Regions from separate parts of the Homo sapiens genome. Here region 1 is linked to region 2. The links are chromatin contacts, found by Hi-C or POLR2A ChIA-PET in ENCODE. All regions are on one chromosome and are shown on one strand. Each heading gives the region's core, a stretch centred on a gene start or an enhancer-like site at or near the end of the contact. The rest is flanking DNA. Distances are from core to core; before and after follow the strand shown.

The links. Hi-C counts contacts between places; a loop is a spot of excess contacts on that map. ChIA-PET counts read pairs that join two places held with the same protein, here RNA polymerase II (POLR2A). Pooled maps may share reads with other maps.
Region 1: a loop to region 2 is called in a map of CD8-positive, alpha-beta T cell, with 33 times the contacts of the local background. The contact joins the promoter of PRKAR1A here to the promoter of USP32 in region 2. A Hi-C loop is called at or near these places in 1 of 168 maps with a recorded cell type or tissue (CD8-positive, alpha-beta T cell) and 5 of 50 pooled maps. POLR2A ChIA-PET finds 5 or more read pairs at or near these places in 2 of 52 experiments (GM12878 and activated T-cell).

The regions. Positions count from the first base shown.
Region 1 is chr17:68,511,174-68,513,873 of GRCh38, forward strand. It overlaps PRKAR1A (protein kinase cAMP-dependent type I regulatory subunit alpha), which reads left to right and starts at 1,257. Exons shown (of 11, transcript NM_002734.5): 1 at 1,257-1,375. RefSeq lists silencers at 438-797, 1,218-1,727 and enhancers at 731-1,304, 1,058-1,147.
Region 2 is chr17:60,390,719-60,393,422 of GRCh38, forward strand. USP32 (ubiquitin specific peptidase 32) reads right to left here and starts at 1,415. Exons shown (of 34, transcript NM_032582.4): 1 at 1,164-1,415. The coding sequence starts at 1,221. RefSeq lists an enhancer at 1,130-1,971 and silencers at 1,146-1,205, 1,236-1,455, 1,566-1,885.

The sequences.
Region 1 (2,700 bases), core at 7-2,506, 8.1 Mb after region 2:
CTTGCATATGTGTGTATTTTGCTTTTTTGTATTGTGTTGAATCCATTATGAATTTTAAGCACACGGCCCTAGAAATATATACAATGCTACTAAAGCAGCCCCTAGCCAGACACTTGGACATGTTTCCTTGATGGGCCTTCTTTATTGAGTTACAGACTTGATGTGTCTAAAATTGTACCGTCTCCCTTTTCTTCCTCCTTAGACAGATACTCTGATGGAAAAAAAAAATGGCTGAAAGAGTAAAGTCGCTTTTCCTCCGAATTTTCCCCATTAGTGCAGCTTGTCTGGACAGCTGCGATTTCTTGTTGGGTCACAGGGCATTTTTGACAATCTGCACGCTCTGCACTTCTCCCTCTGTGAGGTCAGGAGTGATGGGGGGGCACTTCAGGTTCTAGAAGGACTCAGGCCTCCTCTTGGACCCTGACAAAGTCCTTTCCCGTGCCTGGTTTCCACAGGGACGGTGTTGCCTGCACAGACGACAGCACCCCCGGCGGGGGAGAGCGGCCCCAGCGGAGACTCGGCAGGGCTCAGGTTTCCTGGACCGGATGACTGACCTGAGCCCGGGGCCCGGGCGGCGCTGGCCGGGCACAGGATGCGCGGCCCGGAGAGCGCATCCCGGCCATCCGCCCGCGCTCGGCCCCGCAGCGCAGCTGCTGCAGATCCGCGGGGGCCGCCACCTCCTCCGGGGGCTGGCAGCGACAGGACTCTCCCCGCCCCGGCCCGGGGCCCTCCCTTGCAGGGGCTGCGGGGAGGAGTCGCCCACCTGTCATCTGAGACGCCCCACGTGGGTCGGCCAGGGAGGGGGTGGAAAGGAGGGAGAAAAGGCAGAGGCGTCAAGGGAGGCCGGAGGGAGAGTGGGGTGGACAGAGGAGCGGAGGGACGAGAGGGAAGCGCACGATAGCTGCGCGGAGAGAGAGCGAAGAGCAGGCGGAGGAACAAAGGCGACCCAAGACACCCAGAGAGGGACAGGTAAGGAGGGGCAGGTGAGCAGGAAGGAGGAGAGAACCGGGCTAGGGAGACTGCGGAAAGGAGAAGTGGCGGGCGTGAGGAAACTGCTGTGGATAAGGGACGAGTAAGATGGAAAGAATGGCGGAAGACGAACGACCGCAGAGTGAGGGTCCTTCCAAGAGCGACCAGGGGGGAGGAACTGGGGCTGTTGCGCCCTTAAGGTTGCTAAGGCGACGGTTCTGGCCAGAGCGAGGCGCATTGACGTCAGTAGCCGAACGCTGATTGGCTGCGGCCAGGCCGTTTCCGGTGGAGCTGTCGCCTAGCCGCTATCGCAGAGTGGAGCGGGGCTGGGAGCAAAGCGCTGAGGGAGCTCGGTACGCCGCCGCCTCGCACCCGCAGCCTCGCGCCCGCCGCCGCCCGTCCCCAGGTGAGTGGGGTCGGCCGGGGGCTCAGGCGAGGTGAGCTTCGTCGCTTCGCAGCCGGTTTGCGGGAGCTGGACCGATCCAAGATGGCGTCACGGGGAGCGACCTGCAGGGGGACGGCCGCACCCCCTGCCCCTCCCCGGCCCGGCGGGCGCCTCCCCGCAGGCCTCACGCCCCCGGCTCCGAGTCTGCATCCTCAAGGCCGTCTGGGCGTTGGCTTTGGTGCGGGGCTCCCCAGCCGCCCCGCTCGCGCTCGCTGCCCCCACCCCACGGCTCCTGGGGCCCTGGGCCCTCCGCGGCCCTCCCCGGCCGCCTTCGCCCCCGCGCGCCGCGGCCTCTTCGCTCACCCTCCCCCATTTCCTGAAGGACAACGGCTCTATTTTACTGGGGTCCGCCATCGTCTCGTCCGCCGGTCCTGGCTCTTCTTGTAAGCCGGTAGTTTTCCTCTCCACTTTTGACGACTCGTCATTGCTAGCAGTAGCCTTTCCTCTTCATAGCGGAGTGATCTTTCCCCCAACACGACGGTCTTAGTCGGGCTCCTGAATTTCCTCTTGTCCCCTTTCACCTCTCTCCCTTTCCCAATTTTGCCCCCCTGAGGCCTCCTCGCCACCACTGTGGCCTTCCGACTGGCGTAGCTTGAAGTCTCGGCTTCCCTTCATTTTGTGGTCATGACCGTGGCCTACGTGAAGTGAAGGGCATTTTCCTGCCCTTCTTCTAGAAAATACACGGTACCTATTAACCTCTTCAGCTCAGAGCCTGTGGTGACGACCGTCCTACTCCTTGAGAGATTCCCAAGAGATCCGTCTTTTTAGCAGAGCGAGGAAAGCAAACACTTACTCAAGATGACCCTAGGGGAGCCGTAACTTGGCTGGTCTAAGGGGGTGCGGTCTGAATCAGGAACAGTTTCTCAAAGTGTTTTTATTTATTTCCCAGAATGTAATCCTTTCGAAACAATTTTGTCACAACTGAATTTTCAAAAGAATGAATCTGAGTGTTTTGTTTTACATAGAGACAATGCAGCGAAAGTTTTAAAGCAGTTAAATAATTGTGTGTGGGGAGGGAAGGCTAGGTTGTTGGGCTTTACAAATAAGTACACATAGAGAATCCGGGTAACTCGATTAAAAATATTAAGACTGTGAAGTCTGGTTATTCAGGGATTTACATGGTGACTGCATTAATTTTGGTACATTTCTGTTCGTATACTGTCCTATTACCGGTGGCTATCTTTTTGGTTTTCGTAATACATTAGTTGTTTCAAACAAAAACACAGTTTCACTCCTTAGGCCCAGTTCTCTCATCTCTACCAGCCAAAGACCTGATCTTAGAATGA
Region 2 (2,704 bases), core at 165-2,664:
CTTTTAATCTAATTACCATTTTATATCCTTAGCTACTAAAACCACCTGGAGCATGGCTGATTTCTTGACTTGGAAACCTGTTAACAATAATGCCTAGCTCCTAATCTTCTTAATGTTTTTTCACTTCTTACCAAGAATATCCATTAAATGTCTAAAAGAAATACAAGCATACACAGATCTACACACACTGAAATCCCAGTCATGAAAAATTAAGACATTCCGGCCATAAACTGTGCAACAAGACACTTCCAGTTAGTGTGTGCTTTAGTGATCATGGACAGCGGTATCAGAGTGAGTGGTAGGGGGTTGGGGCTGCCAACAATATACTGTGCCTCAGAGCCAATAAGCAGCAGGCCGGGACTGGCAGCCAGGCCAGTCTCTAAAGGGAGATTTAACACAATATCTGAATGCTGGACTTCCCAATGCCATTTCATGGAGAGGGATGGAGCGAGAACTGGGCATCAAGTGCAGTCAAAGGCTTTGGTCAACGTCGGAGGAGATGAAACCTAAGACAAGGTCTGGTGCCAACGCCAGCTGTCCAGTCTCATCTCACCTCAAACACAACTTCATTTCAGATCGTTCTTATCAAAGTCAGCCGCTCAAACGGTGAAGGGTGGCAGAAGCGGATGGCCACAGCCCTCAAGAGACAGGCATAGGCTCTGGGAAAAGGCAGGGACTCCCCAGATACGAAGGGGCTTCCAGTAGCAGAGAGGAGCGCTTTGCAGCCGCCTCCTCGTCCCCTTCCAGCTAAGGCTGTTAGGAACGAGGTTAGGATGTTATTTGAGGTTTTTATGAAGGAATGATAGGAGAAAATGGCAATGAAGGATGAGGGGGGCTGGATGGGCTGGAGCCGCCCAAGAAAACGGGGAGAGGACTTCCCTGGACACATCCAGGATCACAACGCCACCAGCGAGCACGGGCACTGCCCTGCCAGCGCCGATCCCCCTCTCTCAGGACAAGCCCCTTTCCAAACGGCCCTAATTCCCAAACGCTGCTTCCCACCCGACCTCTCTCCTCCACCACACTCCCCAAGGCCGGCCGCCTTTCCCTTCCGCCTCAGGCGCCCCACGCCCTCAATCTCCCCTCTCCCTCCCGGTTACCCACCCTCCAGGCTGCCCGTCGCGGGCCTCCCAGGCAGCTCGCCCAGACCCCTCCCCCCTCACCTCTCCTCAGCGCCTCCTCGTAGCTGAGGAATCCGATCCGTGACTCCTTGGCACCCATGCTCCCCTCATCCCCTCGGCGGGGGGTCGGAGCCTGATCTCGCCCCCACCCCCCTCCCGCCTTCTCCTCGGCGTCCCTGGGTGACGGTGACGGTGTCGGCGTCCCCCGCCCCCACCTCCCCCCACACTAACAAGTGCGGCTTCTGCCCCGGCGGCTCCTCCCGGTCGCCGCCACCGCCTCCATGCCGGATCACGTGACTCTTCCGCCCCGCCCCCTTCCCCTGCCTCCTACTCCGCCCTTCTCTCTCCTCTCTCTCCTCCCTCTCCTTCCCTCCTCACGCCCTCTTGCCACTTCCGCCCCCTCCCGCCAGCTCCGCCGAGGGTCACGGGACCCGAGGCCAGACACTGTTCCCGGTAACGGCCGCCCAGGGCCGCACGCTCCGCCCCTCCCCAAGCTAACCGCGCGCAGGAGCGCCGGGGAGGGGGACGCATCTCCGCACGTAACGCATCGTCCCATCTTCCCGCCAATCGCAGCCGCGCGCCCCGCCCGGGCGCCTCCGCTGGCGACGGGGGGTGGTGACTTCCGGGGCGCTTGAGGACGACCCCCCCCGCCCCCGCGCCCACATGTTCTGGCGTTCGGCGGGTGGGGTCCGAGCAGCTGACGGTTAGTGTGGCAGTTGCCGGGACCTAACATGGAAGACCGCAGAATCTTAGGGAATGGGGTTCTGAGGGATGCGGCATATGGCTCAGAAGAGAAAGGAGTGGGTAGGCAGGGAGCTCCCAACCTTAGGGACGTCTTTGACTGGGAGGGCGTTGTGAAAGGAAAGGAGAATCTCAAGGCTTTCCTGTGACAAAAGAATGCTCACACCTAGCGGGAGATCCCTGAGGAAAGTGGACCTTGTTAACGAAGTGGATCTGCCTTTTCGGGTCATCTCGCCTGCCCGGCCCACCTTCTCCTCCTGACCATGCCTCTTGTACACATTCTCTGGAAAGCGCTGTGCAAAAGGCTTATCCTCTCTCCCAGAGTTTCTCCCCGAGAAACATGAGGGCTACAAGGCTTAGCGTGGAGTCGTTTTAATCTGTGGTAAAATATACGTAACAAAATGTACCATTTTCACAATTTCTAAGTGAGTTCAGTGGCGTTAAGAACATTGATATTGTTTTGCATCCATTGCCACGTCCCATTTCCCACCGTTTTTCATCTTGCAAAAGGGAAACTCTGTGCCTATTAAACGGTAACTCCCCAATCCCCCTCCCACTGGTCCGTGGCAACCGCTGTCCTACTATCAATTTCACTACTCTTAAGTATTTCCTCTGAGTGGAACTCTGCAGACTTTCTCTTTTGTGACTGGCTTATTTCACTTGGCATCGTGCCTTCCAGGTTCATGGTGTGGCAGCATGTGACTGACTCTCCCACTCCACCTCTCCATTTCCCAAAGAATGAAAAGCAGGGATGTGAACAGGTATTTGTGCCCCCGTGTTTATAGCAGCATTATTCACGAGAGCCAAAAGGTGAACACAACCTATAGGAAACCATAAATGGA